Regions from separate parts of the Homo sapiens genome. Here all the other regions are linked to region 2. The links are chromatin contacts, found by Hi-C or POLR2A ChIA-PET in ENCODE. All regions are on one chromosome and are shown on one strand. Each heading gives the region's core, a stretch centred on a gene start or an enhancer-like site at or near the end of the contact. The rest is flanking DNA. Distances are from core to core; before and after follow the strand shown. Region 1 holds the start of SMC3 (structural maintenance of chromosomes 3). Region 2 holds the start of ZDHHC6 (zDHHC palmitoyltransferase 6). Region 3 holds the start of CCDC186 (coiled-coil domain containing 186). Region 4 holds the start of CASP7 (caspase 7). Region 5 holds the start of SHOC2 (SHOC2 leucine rich repeat scaffold protein).

Evidence for each region. A loop is a pair of places that touch in the nucleus more often than their neighbours do. ChIA-PET counts read pairs that join two places held with the same protein, here RNA polymerase II (POLR2A). Pooled maps may share reads with other maps.
Region 1: a loop to region 2 is called in a map of CD8-positive, alpha-beta T cell, with 2.8 times the contacts of the local background. The contact joins the promoter of SMC3 here to the promoter of ZDHHC6 in region 2. A Hi-C loop is called at or near these places in 2 of 168 maps with a recorded cell type or tissue (CD8-positive, alpha-beta T cell and naive thymus-derived CD4-positive, alpha-beta T cell) and 9 of 50 pooled maps. POLR2A ChIA-PET finds 5 or more read pairs at or near these places in 1 of 52 experiments (T-cell).
Region 3: a loop to region 2 is called in a map of CD8-positive, alpha-beta T cell, with 8 times the contacts of the local background. The contact joins the promoter of CCDC186 here to the promoter of ZDHHC6 in region 2. A Hi-C loop is called at or near these places in 2 of 168 maps with a recorded cell type or tissue (CD8-positive, alpha-beta T cell and naive thymus-derived CD4-positive, alpha-beta T cell) and 10 of 50 pooled maps.
Region 4: a loop to region 2 is called in a map of CD8-positive, alpha-beta T cell, with 8 times the contacts of the local background. The contact joins the promoter of CASP7 here to the promoter of ZDHHC6 in region 2. A Hi-C loop is called at or near these places in 1 of 168 maps with a recorded cell type or tissue (CD8-positive, alpha-beta T cell), 1 of 37 single-sample maps with no recorded cell type and 11 of 50 pooled maps. POLR2A ChIA-PET finds 5 or more read pairs at or near these places in 1 of 52 experiments (activated T-cell).
Region 5: a map of CD4-positive, alpha-beta T cell shows a loop between it and region 2 (5-fold over the local background). The contact joins the promoter of SHOC2 here to the promoter of ZDHHC6 in region 2. A Hi-C loop is called at or near these places in 2 of 168 maps with a recorded cell type or tissue (CD4-positive, alpha-beta T cell and naive thymus-derived CD4-positive, alpha-beta T cell), 1 of 37 single-sample maps with no recorded cell type and 11 of 50 pooled maps. POLR2A ChIA-PET finds 5 or more read pairs at or near these places in 2 of 52 experiments (CD4-positive, alpha-beta T cell and MCF 10A).

The regions. Positions count from the first base shown.
Region 1 is chr10:110,566,434-110,569,133 of GRCh38, forward strand. SMC3 (structural maintenance of chromosomes 3) reads left to right here and starts at 1,262. Exons shown (of 29, transcript NM_005445.4): 1 at 1,262-1,398; 2 at 2,505-2,580. The coding sequence starts at 1,384. It overlaps LOC105378483 (a long non-coding RNA gene), which reads right to left and starts at 875. Exons shown (of 2, transcript XR_946318.2): 1 at 600-875. RefSeq lists enhancers at 1-267, 1,082-1,131, 1,142-1,241 and a silencer at 1,582-1,871.
Region 2 is chr10:112,445,628-112,448,327 of GRCh38, forward strand. ZDHHC6 (zDHHC palmitoyltransferase 6) reads right to left here and starts at 1,287. Exons shown (of 11, transcript NM_022494.3): 1 at 1,078-1,287; 2 at 1-23. It overlaps VTI1A (vesicle transport through interaction with t-SNAREs 1A), which reads left to right and starts at 1,588. Exons shown (of 8, transcript NM_145206.4): 1 at 1,588-1,840. The coding sequence starts at 1,747. RefSeq lists enhancers at 1,074-1,193, 1,394-1,653.
Region 3 is chr10:114,172,943-114,175,642 of GRCh38, forward strand. CCDC186 (coiled-coil domain containing 186) reads right to left here and starts at 1,261. Exons shown (of 16, transcript NM_018017.4): 1 at 1,073-1,261. MIR2110 (microRNA 2110) reads right to left here and starts at 1,237; the gene lies at 1,163-1,237. It also overlaps a transcript of TDRD1 not described here. RefSeq lists enhancers at 943-1,471, 1,067-1,266 and a silencer at 1,327-1,596.
Region 4 is chr10:113,678,608-113,681,307 of GRCh38, forward strand. CASP7 (caspase 7) reads left to right here and starts at 1,305. Exons shown (of 7, transcript NM_001227.5): 1 at 1,305-1,371. RefSeq lists an enhancer at 1,891-2,180.
Region 5 is chr10:110,918,329-110,921,028 of GRCh38, forward strand. SHOC2 (SHOC2 leucine rich repeat scaffold protein) reads left to right here and starts at 1,276. Exons shown (of 9, transcript NM_007373.4): 1 at 1,276-1,329. It overlaps BBIP1 (BBSome interacting protein 1), which reads right to left and starts at 852. Exons shown (of 4, transcript NM_001195305.3): 1 at 793-852. RefSeq lists silencers at 186-345, 1,196-1,635, 1,646-1,735 and enhancers at 477-1,016, 706-905, 926-975.

The DNA.
Region 1 (2,700 bases), core at 12-2,511, 1.9 Mb before region 2:
CTCACTGCAACCTCTGCCTCCTGGATTCAAGCAATTCTCCTGCCCCAGCCTCCCGACTAACTGGGATTACAGGCACCCGCCACGACGCCCAGCTAATTTTTGTATTTCGAGTAGAGACGGGGGTTTCGCCATGCTGGCCAGGCTGGTCTTGAACTCGTGACCTCAGGTGATCCTCCCCCCTCAGCCTCCCAAAGTGCTGGGATTACACGCTTGAGCCACTCGACCAGGCCTATTTATTTTTTTAAACCAAGGGCTGGATAGGATTTGATCCGGGCTCCAGATAAAGGACTCCTAGGGAGATACCCTGGTTAGCAGAGGCAGTTAGGAGGCTACTAAAAATAGTTCAATCTAGAAATAATTAGGGCCAGAATTGTCTCCAGCAGCGGGCGGGGGTGGGGCTGGGGATGATTTGGGTAGTTATTTTGTTCTCTTCCCAGCAAGTAATTTCAGAGCAGCCCAGAGATTCATTTTCTAAACAAATGATGTTTTTCTCCCAAGACTGACAAGGATCAGACAGACCTAGGGTTGCCACTAGCACCTAGTATCTTTCAGGCTGTTTTCTTTTGTTTTTAAAGTGGATTAAAAGCTTTCAGCCTTACCTAAATCTTTGTTGCAATTGTACAGATCTGCCTAGATTTATAGCAGATGGTAGAACAGAAACAGTTCCCGACGGAATTAATCATCACATTATTAAAACAAATTTTCGAGCATTGACAAATCCCTTCGGGGTTGTCCTCCGAGTGGGCAATTCGTAACCAGCTTGGGGCGTGCTAAGATTGTAAACGTTCCTATGGAGAGCGATAACAAAGGGGCAGCAGTGACTCCGCACACAGAATTCCAAGAATCACCAGCATTCCATGTGTTCCAAGGCTAGCACAGTGCGCGCGAGGTCCGCTTTTTTAAACAGCGCGGAATCACGTGGCCGACAGCCCGCGGCGCTACTGGCCCTCGGAGTCTCCCTCTTGGCTTTGGCGCGGAACCTTTCCCCCTTTGTGGACGCGACCATTGGCCCCGCGCTCGGAGGTGGTACGGACCAACCCTACGGTCATAGATTTTCCGAGTGAAGCTTTTGACTAAGTCTCAGGAAAGCGTTAGCTACAGAATTCTAGATTCAAAAGAAATCCACCAAAAAACGCTGTGGAGGACTGGTTTTGCCTAAAAGAAAGAGCAGACCTGAACTTGACTCCTCCTACGCCCTGTGAAGGCTGCAAGGTGGTTCCGTCCGAGGCGCGGACTCCGCCCCCACGAGCGCCGCCATTTTGTTTGGCTGAGGGGAGCGAGCGGCGCTTTGGGGGAGGGGTCGCGTAGGCGCCTCACCTGACCCTGCGGCCGTGCGGTTGCTGCTCCGGGGCAGGTCTCCTTCCAGGCCAGGGGCCCGGAATCATGTACATAAAGCAGGTAAGGCCTTCGCGTCCCTCCACCCCGTCATGGGCCGGTAAGGGCCGCTCCTTGAGGCGGGAGTGTTGCGGCGCCACCCGCAGCCTCTCCCCTGTCTCCACAGGCTGGACCAGGGCTGGGCGGGGACTGTGGGGGAGGAGGGAGACCCGGGTCCCGCTAGTGCCCCGGCTGCGGGGTCGCGGAGAATTGGGGCACTCCTTTGCAGCCCCGGCCTCCCTGCTGGCGCTTGTCTGGGAGAGGCAGGATCTCCGAGAGGTGTGGAAGGGCCGGCGGGCGGGCCGCTGGGAGGGACTGGGCCTTCCTGGGTGGCCCCAGAGCTGGCGGGGGGCACCCCGCCGGGGCGGCCGCGGGCGGGAAGGGCTGTGTGGTCCTGCAGGGGTGGCCTCACACGGCCCATGTGCCTGGGATGTGTGGAAAGGTGGCTTCCCCGGCCCGGGGGCGGCCCTGGGGGCATTGGCTGGGGTGTCGTCACCTGTCACTGCGGGGAGCCGTTCTTCTCCCCAGTTAACCCGCGAAGTGAGCGGGACCCTCCTGCTTGCAGGATACGGAGCGCCGCCTCCCTCGGTTGTTTACTTCTGTCAAAATGGTCTTCCCGCGCGGGACTCCACCACAAAGATGAGCCCAGGCACACGGCCTTGGAGACGGTTTTCTGTTGGGTCTGTCGGGCTCTGAGCACTCCTTCTTTGGAACGTGGGTTCTTTCAGGCTGGCCGGCGTGAGTGACTGAAAGCAGCACTCGGTGGTCTTGGAGTCAGGAGAGCTGGGGCCCGTCGGCCTGCTTTTATAGACTTGCTATTGTACTGCAGCGTTTAGGGTTCAGTTAAGCTCACACAGTGTTTTTGATTTTGAAAGGTCCTTAACAGGTTGACAGCATAACTCCTAAAAAAAAATAAAACCCAGCAGCATTGCCTTGGCAAAGATTACCGATAAAAGTACCTTTTTTTTTTTTTAGCAGATTTTTAATCACCACTTTCCAAAATGAATTTTTCTTATATGAAATTTCGAGTTTTCTATATTGCATTAAATGAAAAACAAGAAAGAAATGCAAGAGAAAAATGTTAATTTTTTTTGTGGGGTGGGTTCTCAAAAATGTTTTTTATTTACTAGGTGATTATCCAGGGTTTTCGAAGTTACAGAGATCAAACAATTGTAGATCCCTTCAGTTCAAAACATAATGTGATTGGTAAGTGTTCTTGGTTTACTCGGTCATATTTATAGTCTATACAGATAATGTAAATTCTGTCCATTTCTATATTGGCTTAAGGAGACAGGAATTGTCTTTGAATATTAAGTTATATTTTTC
Region 2 (2,700 bases), core at 37-2,536:
AGTGTCTTGGTCTGAAACCCAACCTAAAGAAAACAAAATGGGAAAGTTCAGTTAAAACAAAACAAAACAAAACCTTTATTGCATACCATACTTGTTAACTACAATAAACACCTACACAACAGCATCTCACAAGTGCACTACACTTTGGGATGCATATCTTGTCAAATGTCAAAAAGAACTACTTTTGACTTATCCAAAATATGGTACAAGTTTGAATGGCATGCAAACTGGATACACGATTCCAAAATAGTTTTTTTTATTCCTTCTCCGCTTGTCAGGGGACTGTCACCATCCAACGCTTAGTGAATAGTTTGAGAAGACAAAGAATTTTAGGACCTTAGAGTTGATCTAATTCAGTTTCCTTCTTCATAGAACAGAAATTGTCTTAGAGAGGCTGAGTGATTAGACCAAGGTCACAAGTAACAGGTGAACCAGAATAGAAGGCAAGTCAACGACCTCCCTTTATGAAATTCTAAGCTGCCTCTTATGAAGTCTTGAATTAAGCCAAGTATGAGTCAGACATGGTCTATGCCATTTGCCTGCAGTCTCCTCCACCCCGCCACCCAAACATCAAGAGAACAGTCAATTTGGCCCAAAAGTAAAGGAGCGACAGTGAAAGCAAAGAGAGCATGCAAGGAAAGGAAGGGAGGAGATAGAGCGAGAGTGTGTGTGGTGTGTGTGAAATTATGACCAGAAGAGTATATGAGAAGAACCTGAATTAGAAGATTCGAGGGAAGAAAGAAGAGGAAGTGCCTCCAGGAGCGAGGGAAATGGAAGGCAGGGCGGCGAGCTCCGGAGAGATTTGTGGAAGGGCATCTCTGCCTGGACTGGATCTGAAGATCTGGAAGAGGATCTGAGCTACATGGATAATACAGACTACCACGCAGCAGACGCTGTTGACTTGTGCCTCAGTTTCCCGCCCGAGTCATGGAGCAGAGGGCTTAGAAATAAATCCTCACCCAAGGAAGAAATATCCTGGTAAGCCAGGTTGGTCTCAACATTCAGGAGAGCCTGCTCCCACTCTGGTGGGACAAAGACCACCAAAATCGTGCTTATATTCCCTGCCTTGACTCCCACCTCAGTGTGGTCCCTGGTGTCTGCTCCTCAGCCATCGCATATCCGGGGCGGCCTGGGCTCACCCGGAACAGATTTTTTCCTCCTTGGATGACTCCGTCATGGACACCTCAGCCCAGGACAAGCAGAGAGCAAACCCTGGCAGCGAGAGGCTGGAGTGCGGGACCTGCTACAAGCCGAGCACCTCTCGGCCAGCGCCCTCGCCAGGACTCTCCCGCTCAGGCCCCCTGCGCAGTCTCTGTTACTGTCACTTCCGGAGGTTCGCCGCCTCAAACCTCCCTCCGGAAGCAAGCTGCTGTGCCTTGTAGCGTGTGGATCCGGAGCCGATTCCCAGAACACGAAGGGGGGAAAAAACGCTTCTAATGATCCCTCAGAACTTGCATATTTTCATACGCTTTTCTGGGGGGAGGCACTAATTGGGGCGCTTTTCCTTTGCGAACTTACTTATCTTAAAGTCGGAGCGGAAAATAAAGCACGCACGCAACCCAATTTCCGGAGAACCGAGATTGCGACGAACAACCAGGAAGCGGCTGGGTTGAGAGCTGTCCCCGGTTCTCCGTTCTGCTCTCGGGGGCACCTTCCGGGGTTCCTAAGCCGCGGGGCCCCTCGCTGCCCCTCGAGGCCCTTTCCCTGACCTAGGCTTTGGCCTGGGCTACTCGTTCCGGAGCCGCCATGTCGTCCGACTTCGAAGGTTACGAGCAGGACTTCGCGGTGCTCACTGCAGAGATCACCAGCAAGATTGCGAGGGTCCCACGACTCCCGCCTGGTGAGAGCCTTGCCCGGCTGGACGAGGGTGCTGGGGAGAGCTGGGAGGGTGCGGGCGGTGGAACGCCGCCCGAGTAAGTGTGTCTATGAGGCGCGAGGCTGGAGTGGGTGGTGCCGGCTGTTCCCAGGAGGGATACGGCTTGGCTTGGTTGAGGGTAAGGAGTCAAGTTCGGGTGTGGGGTGCCGTGAAAAGAGCCTTCGGAATCTGAGCCATCTGAGTTCGAATCCCGGCTCTACCTTCTTGTAACTTGCATAACCTGGAAACGTTTCTTAACGTCTTAAGAGTCTTAATGTTTTCATTTGTAAATTATAGACATGTGAGTATTCAAAGAAAATGAATGAAAGTATGTAGCCTATGGATCTACAATCTACAGCGGCGTTGTTGTGTTAGTAATAATATTGTTATAATTATATGCGGCAAAATAGAGGTAAGAATCAGGGTGCCTAGATTCAAATCCTACCTCTGTCACTTAGAAGTTGTGCCTCTTAACCCGGGAGGCGGAGGTTGCAGTGAGCCAAGATCTCGCCATTGCACTCCAGCCTAGGCAACAAGAGTGAAACTCCGTCTCAAATAAATAAATAAAATAAAAGTTGTGCCTCTTAAACAGACTTCTTAGTCTCTTTCAACTTTCCTTCTTAGTAAATGGGGGAAAATTGTACTTCTCTCATGGGGTTGTTAGGTAGATTAAATTTATATAACATATTTAAAGTCACTTTTGGTGTTGTTAGTTGCTGTATTAGCATTAGTATTTTTCATACCCCCCACCCCCATTTCTTGTTTCTCATCCTTCTTGGGGATTTATTGTATAACCCAGTTTCATGTAAAACTTGGTACAAGATAATTTTTCACACTTAAAAATT
Region 3 (2,700 bases), core at 11-2,510, 1.7 Mb after region 2:
TGGGAAAGCCACACCCACAACTAGCATACCTAAATAGATAATAGCAGATTAATTTCTTCTGAATGACTACCAGCACACCTCTTGAAACCCTGATTTACTGAACACCTTAGAAGACAACACCCGGCCTATCGTTTTGGAAGAAAAAAAAGCTGGGCATCAAAGGAACATGACACACATGCAGAGAAAACGGCCAAGTACCTGGGACTGTACTGCGTATTTTTACTATATTCTCTCTTCTGATTTCCACAGGTAACAAGATTATCAAGTGAAAGAAGTAGGATTCTAATCCAGATGTTCTGACTCGAAATCCAGGACTTTTTCCTCTAAACAAAATCAAGATGGGAATATTAGGTGAAGTTGTTAAACTGTTAACAGCTAAGCAATACTCACACCTGCACTGTTTCCCAAGATTGCTACTTAGGGACACGTAGAAGGGTTTTTGTTTTGTTTTTGCCATTTTTCATTACTGATGGAGACATAAATCTGAAACCCCTTCCTTACCAACCAAGGTTTATGAAATGCCTTGACGTCCTTGAAAGACAACATAAAGAACAGTATCCACCACTCCAAAGAATCACTTCTAAGGAACTTAGAATCACAGTAATGGAAGTGTTTGGAAGAGGGTAACAAGTCTTCACAACAGTAAATATAAAACACCCACATACAGTCAACTTGAGACGAAAAACGAAATAGGCGATTGAGTCTAGGAAAGATTCTCGAGCAGGTAGGGCTTGGCTGCAGTTCACACGCAGCCCAGGCAATGGGCTCGAATTCAGACGCTCTCGAGGCACAGCCCCCACGACCCCCGCTGACCCCTCTTTGCCACCTCCAAGGTCCCGGAACCGAAGGAGGAAGGCAGGGAGAGGAAAGGGCTTGAAACCCGTTCCCCAGCCCTCCCCTTCCTCCGCGCCCTCAAAGGAGCCAGGCGGGGAGCCCGCTCGACCTCGACCTCCACCTCGCACTCGCCCTCGCCCCCGCCACGGAACGTGCAGGAAGGAGCGGAAGGCTGGCAGCCCCACCGCACCGCCACCGCGACTCACCGGTGTGCCCCGAGTACCCCTCAGACACTTACCCCACTTATCCAAGCCTCAGGCCACGCCCTAACAAGGCTGCTGGAGCTCTGGCTCAGGGGCCAACTTTTCCATAGCGGGGTCCAACCAGCCAAGAGTGGGAGGAAAAGACCGCGGTGAGAAACACAGCCGACGCCTCACTCAGCGGCCGTTTCCCCAAACCCCTGCGGAGCTGACACATCAACAAAGATGGCGGCGACACTGAAGCCGGCCCGGTTACAGCTGAGGGGGCGGGGGCTCCCTGGAGGAACCAATCAGCGCAGCGCGGGCGGGGTGACGCAGCACACCTTGAGGTCCTGGGTAACCTGTCTGCAGTGGGCTGGGCTGGCGGAGCTCACCTCCCACCTCCCGGCCCAGGAGGCCCCACCTTGCGGCCCGAGAGGCCCCGCCCCGCACTCCGCCTGGCTGGGCACCCACGCCTCCGCGACCTGGAGAGCCGGGTCTCCTGCCCTTTGGTCGGGTTCTTCCTTTCAAGCTCCTCCGGACCCACGCAGCCTGTTTCTTTCTGCAGGACGCTCTTGTTGGCTATTACTCCTCCTCACCCTTTGGCCTGCATGAGTCAGGGACATAAAGCAATAAAAGAGAATTTGAAATTGTGGCTTCCCGGCTCTCATGCGGAAACCTTGCACCTTACGTGGGCGGAGTCGGCTGGAGCAGGCTACGATGGGGGAGACCTCTGGGGGTTCCATAACAGCGCGTTCGTGTCTTCAGCGTGGCGCTGCTGCCATTGTTTAATAATAAACTGTCGGTGCCTTCGTCTCTGGCTTCAAGCTGAGCGCATTGATGGTAGGAAGTGTCCTCTCCCGGCTGAGTAACCTGGCACGCAGCATGGCAACAAAAAGTGTATTGGGTACAGTTGCCTCGCCCGGCCCAGAGAAGGAAGGTCAGCAGTTCAGTCTCTGGAGGTTTCGCAAACCTCCTCAGTCCGGGGAAACGATGTTCTTTGGTTTAGGTCTTACACATATCTCATGAATGAAAATAGCTGATGCAGACGATTCTGCAATGTAAGAATTTGTAAAGCAAAACTTACTACTGTTCTGTTAAGCGTCTTCGATACTGTTGGCAAAACACACACACGGAGGTGTAATGGCACCTCACTCCTCCTTAAATGAAGGTACTACACTGAAGCACATTTTGCAGTTAAAGTGTCTTGTCATAGAAAATAAATGATTTGACTTTAAAACAATAAATCGACCAAGCCTTCCTAGGGAGACATTAATCCAAGGGGAAAAAACTGAAGAAACCTTAAGCTGTTTTCGGTACTCGTCAGTAATAACATAGGTATTACTATTTCTGAATATTTCTGAATTTATAATTAGTATAAAGTATATAAATATATCTTTGTGAACCAAGTTTTTCACCATAAGAGAAAAGAAATACAAATATAAACCAAAGACATTATATTAAAATTCTGCAATCCTATATTTGAATTTACAAATATCAGAATTAACTCATGGTACATTTTTTTCGTGAAAAAAAAGGTGTGTCCACTGAAAACTCTTAGAACAGTGACCAACCCATTGCACACTCCTATTCCCCAGATTGTGATCTCTAAAGAGCATTGCCCAAAAAAAGTTACCTTGGCTTCTCTTGGAGGTTAAGTGCTGATTCCCAGTAGGGGCAAGAAATA
Region 4 (2,700 bases), core at 55-2,554, 1.2 Mb after region 2:
GTGTGTGTGTGTGTGTGTGTGTGTGTGTGTGTGTGTTGTGGGGTCAGGGTGAACTAGGTGCGTGTGTGTGTATGAATCCGTGTGTGTGGTGGGTTTCATGAACTAGAATCTGTGTGTTTGTGTGTGGGTGTGTTGGGTCGGGGTGAACTTGAATCCGTGTGTGTGTGTGTTGTGGGGTCAGGGTAAACTGGAATGCGTGTGTGTGTGTGTTGTGGGGTCAGGGTGAACTGGAATGCCTGTGTATGTCTTTTGTGGGGTCAGGGTGAACTGGAATGCCTGTGTATGTCTTTTGTGGGGTCAGGGTGAACGGGAATCCGTGTGTGTGTGTGTTTGGTCAGGGTGAACTGGATAACTGGAATCCGTGTGTGTGTGTGTGTGTTTTGTGGGGTCAGGGTGAACTGGAATCCGTGTGTCCGTGTGTGTGTGTGTGTGTGTGTGTGTGTGTGCGTATGCTGTGGGGTTGGGGTGAACTAGAATCCGTGGAAGTGCTCAGTCTCTCCCGTGTTTGACTGACTCCCGGCCGCATACCCAGTCCCTGACACACGGGGGCGCACAACAAATATTTCCCGAAAGATCCAGGAGCAGCATCTCCACCAGCAAGCTGGGCTGCTGGGTGGGTACTTCCTTCAAAGCTGAGGGAGCGTCCTACGCCCACGCGCGCAGGAGGGCGCCCCCCGCAAAGCAACGTCTAGGAGACCACAGTGGATGCCACAGCGGGCCCGAAGCGGATCAGCCTTGTGGGGTACGCATGCTAATGTAGGCGTGGAGTCCCCCAGGGGGACGCCAGCAGTTCCAGCTGGGATCCAGGTTTCGCTAGGGGAGAGCCTCTGGCTATGGGAAAGGGGTCTCCGAGTTGATGTGAAGGCCCAGGTCGAGGTGTACACTGGGGGCGGGGAAGTGGAGGTGACCACACGAGCGCCCCATCACTGAGCGCCGCCGCGAAATCTGCGCTCTTTGGGTCACTTGGAGCGCGGCCAGTTTGGCAGATTTGTTTTTTTCCCGGAACAACCCGCGGCGGCTCGGCTGTCCCGGGAAACTGCAAACTTTGCTGTGCGCGTTCTCCCGCGCGCGGGCTCAACTTTGTAGAGCGAGGGGCCAACTTGGCAGAGCGCGCGGCCAGCTTTGCAGAGAGCGCCCTCCAGGGACTATGCGTGCGGGGACACGGGTCGCTTTGGGCTCTTCCACCCCTGCGGAGCGCACTACCCCGAGCCAGGGGCGGTGCAAGCCCCGCCCGGCCCTACCCAGGGCGGCTCCTCCCTCCGCAGCGCCGAGACTTTTAGTTTCGCTTTCGCTAAAGGGGCCCCAGACCCTTGCTGCGGAGCGACGGAGAGAGACTGTGCCAGTCCCAGCCGCCCTACCGCCGTGGGAACGGTAACTGCAGCCCCCACCTCGGCCGGCGCCTCTCCAGCCCGCCGGCCGTGCGCGCCTTGCCTCCCTCCTTCCTGCCGGCTTCCTAGTTCCCCCCTGCGCCCCCAGCGTGGTCTAGGGGAGCCTGGTTGAGTGGGACTGAGTGGCCCCGACGGCCTGCGCTGAAACTTTGGGAAGAGGGCCCGTTCCGCTCTCTCCATCGCTTGCCTTGCTCAGCTTGTCCTCCCTTCCCTCCTAGCCGGGGGGCTAGGGGACACCTCGTACTATTCGAGATTTAGGAGAGGAGGGCTCGTGATCTGGCACAGCGGCTAACAGCGAGGGCTCCTTTGCCTGCGTTCCGGTCCCCACCCCTTGCCTGCCGGCGGTGGGACCTCAACCCTCTCTCTGTTAAATGGGAACCACGGTGATCCCCGCAGACTGTTGGCGGGGATGGACAGAGTTGATTATGGTACGCGTTTCGCGGCAGTGGCTCTGTCAAGTCTGAGTACACTGGAGCTGAGCGTCCTTGCTGCAGGGCTCTTAGAGGGACCTTGAGGAGGTGGAAACCAGGCAGGAGACATTTAGACGTGTGGAGTGTTAGGCTCCAGGTGACAGCTTTGCGGTTTATGGAGCAGTAAAATTACTTGTGGGTGATTGTGGGTGTATCATTTCCAGATCTTTATTCTTGAACTTCTGGGCTCCTGGGCTAGTTGACGTGGCCCTCCCTGTTGTCTCAACTTACAGGCTATTTCCTCCTTTTGGGTCTCGCCGGCCTGACCTTCACCCTTGGTACCGCCATTGCCTAGATTCACAGTCCACCTTCTGCCACCTGTAAACTGTGTGGCTTTGGACAGGTTACTTAACGTCTCTGAAGAAGCTAAAGTTTCTGCAATAGCAAAGTAAAGGCCCTGGTCTAGCAGTGCCATGAGCCTTGGGTGACGCAGCGGAGCGCTTGAGTGCCCAGCAGAGCCTCCCTTTCCCCCTCCCAGCTGCTAGAGGCAAGAGGGGGAGGTTTTCAGGTCTTCTCTGTGTGCCCTTTAGGAAGATTTTTATTTGGGCAAGAAGTGAGTCACAAATTGTATGATGTCACTTTTCAGGGGAAGCAGCTGCAGTCCATTTCCCCCTTCATGAAAGTAAAAAGTTCAGACAATAGCTGGGCAGTGACTTCTTACCCAGCTGTGTACCAGTTGCCCCAACATGTGGGCTCCTGTTCAACATGTTTAGAAATAATCACTACAGGAACTTTTTTTCAGTCTCTACAAAATCTTTTTAAAATATGGATGTGGTTTTTAAATATCGGCAAAGGTTGACAGTTGCATATTATCTTAGTCTCGTGGGCAGTGGTGATAATGG
Region 5 (2,700 bases), core at 26-2,525, 1.5 Mb before region 2:
GAACCGCAGTCAAAGCTTACAAAGACTCAAAGGAGAGACGCGGAAAGGGGGGAAAAATCAGAATGGGAAGGCAGGTGGCAGGGGAAAAAGATTGAGGTCCTGCCCTGGTGGTAGGGGCTCATCTTTTCCTTTTATAGGTGAAGGTGGAAAATGATTTTCTGAAGTTCCCGAATTCTCCTCCCTCCAAAGGCCAAGGAGTGAAAGTACTTAATAGGAACTTGCGGAGGCGTGGTCAAGAGCTCCGTTTTGCCGGAGTTAGGAGCTCCGCCCCGAGGTCCCCGCCCATTCCCCGCTGGGGTCCTCCCGGCCGGGCTGCCTCTGGCTGGGTTAGGGCGGCCTGTAGAGCGGCCTCACCCCACAGGGAGCCTCACGGGGGCGGGCCGCCGCCAGGCCAGCCCGGAAAAAAACCGCCTTCCAACGGAAGCGGCCCTGAGCCCCGCTCGCCATTTCAGCGCTCTGTCCCACAGGGACCGTCCGGCCCGGGTCCGGCCCACTGGTTGGGGTCCACGGACTCACCTCACTTTGCAACTAAGGTCAAAAATAAGCATTCCCTGGGGCACGGGCGGCCAGGCTATTAACACCCTTCCGCCATGACCCAATTCGGAAGTGCCAAATGCAACTTCCGGGCAGGAGAGGGAATTTCGGAGCCCTAAACTGTTGTCCATCTCCGTAAGTGACCAGACGTCTCAGTAAAATAAGGGCCAGGAAACTGGACGTGTAATCCGGAGTATGAATTAACTTGTCTAACATGGGATGTGTGGTCACCCACGGTACCTCTTTGGGCTTACTTACAGATGCATCCCTTCCCAGACGGCTCAGCTGTTGCCCCGGGTAACGGTGAGACTGGCGAAGGAAAAAAATCTACGTCACCCTGGAAACAGGAAGCCAGGAATCTCCTTTTGCCATTATCAGTTATGGCCGCCTTAGCTTCAACAGTAACTTCCGATCGGGGAGTTGTCACTCTACCCTGCTGGAGGCTTACTCTGTAGCCCGGCTAGCCAGAGGCGCCCAGTGGGCGGGAGACGGCGTAGAGGAACTGAGGAAAGGACAAGGGCGGAGAGAGAGAAGCTGGCGGCACTGCCCGTCTCTGATTGGGCAGCTTCTCTTGCCCCGGTTCCGCCCATTTTTCTTGCCTAGCGAGTGACGGGCCCACGGCAGAGGGGTGGGGCGGGGAGGCTGGAGCGAGAGTAGTGGCGGGGCGGGCGGGGCGGGGCGAGTGGGGGAGGGGCGGGCGGGGGGCGGCGGTTGGGCAGCGTCGCTTCTTAGGAGGAGGAGGAAGAGGAGGAAGGAGGGCGAGCGAGGAGGATGGCGGAGTCGGGGCTCCTGACGGTAACTCGGGGCCGATGAGGCGGAGGGTGTCTGTTGGTCGGTTCTTCCTGCCTGCCTTCCTGTCCGTCGGGCAGTCGGGCTGGCTGTCGGTAGGGGGAGGCCCCGTGCGCCCTGACAGGCGCGAGCCGGCAGCGCCGGGGCGAGGCCCGAGGGGCCGGGGCCCTGGGAGGCGCCGCCGCCGCCGCTTTCCTGGTTGCTGTCTCCGGGAGTGCGGGGCCCTTGGAGCCGGCTCGCGTGGGAGCCTGCAGCCCGGCGCGGAGAGGAAGGCGGTCGGGTGTGACAGCGGCCGGGGCCGGGCCTGCGGCGGCGGCGGCGGGCGGCCCGGACAGCGCCTGGGCGACGGCGAGCCGGCGCGAGGGCGCGGGCCGGGGGCCCCCGGCGGACAGTCTCTCTCCTCTCGGCTCCCTGGGCCCCCGGGCCCAGTCCGCAGGGCGCCCCGAGTCGTGTAAATCGTTGGCGAGGGCCCGGGCGCAGCGGCGGTCATACAGGGTGGGGTCTCTTCTCGCCCCCTCCCTGGAGTCCACCTTGCTCTCCCGTTCTCCTCTCCCTAAAAACCCTTGAGTGAAGAGTGCTGGATCGGCTCTGGGTGTGTTGCCTAGCGAAGCGAGTTGTAGCCCTTCGAGACCGCCTCGTAGAACATGCCCGATGGCAACCTCTCCCCGTGATAGCACAGCTTTTAGGGAGAGAGGAAAAGTAGTCTCACTCTTCCCCGACTTCCCCAGGCTCATAACACAAGAGGCTTTGGGGCAAGACGATTTTTCCCCCAGCACCTCAATATCCATTGTTTTTGTACCATCCCCCTCCCCCCATGCCTAGGTGGAAGAGTAATGACTCCAAAGCATTAACTTGCCTTTCTCTTTATTTCTTTTCTTTCTTTTTCTTTTCTTCCTTCCTTTCTTTAAGCAGGCAGTTTGTGTTATTGTGGAATTATGGATTTACAAACAGGTGGAATAAATACCGATTCGGGAGCTAGAAAGAAGATGCTTTGTGTGTGTGTTTAAGCCCTTACAGTTGGCAGTTTGATTTTTCTTGTCTGTTGCTTTGTATCGTAATGGGGGTGATGAGAATAAAAGAGGAAGCACTGTTTTGCAACCTACCCAAAGAAATATTTTCGAAGTCTCTGGGGATGCTGAAGCAAAATTAGGTTGCAGATGTGGACTGTATAGTATTTGCCTCCAGCGTGATAACTACCAGCAGTGTCTAGGCTTACACCTGTGCCATTTCGTATACTTTTCTTAGATACCGAGTGCGTCTAGTTTCTACTCAAGAGGGACTACTATATCAAAAGCTTTTTGTTACGGTTTTCAGAATCCTAAGGTACATTTGTGTAACCAAGTGTTTTTGTAACTAAATGCAGCAACACCACTGAAA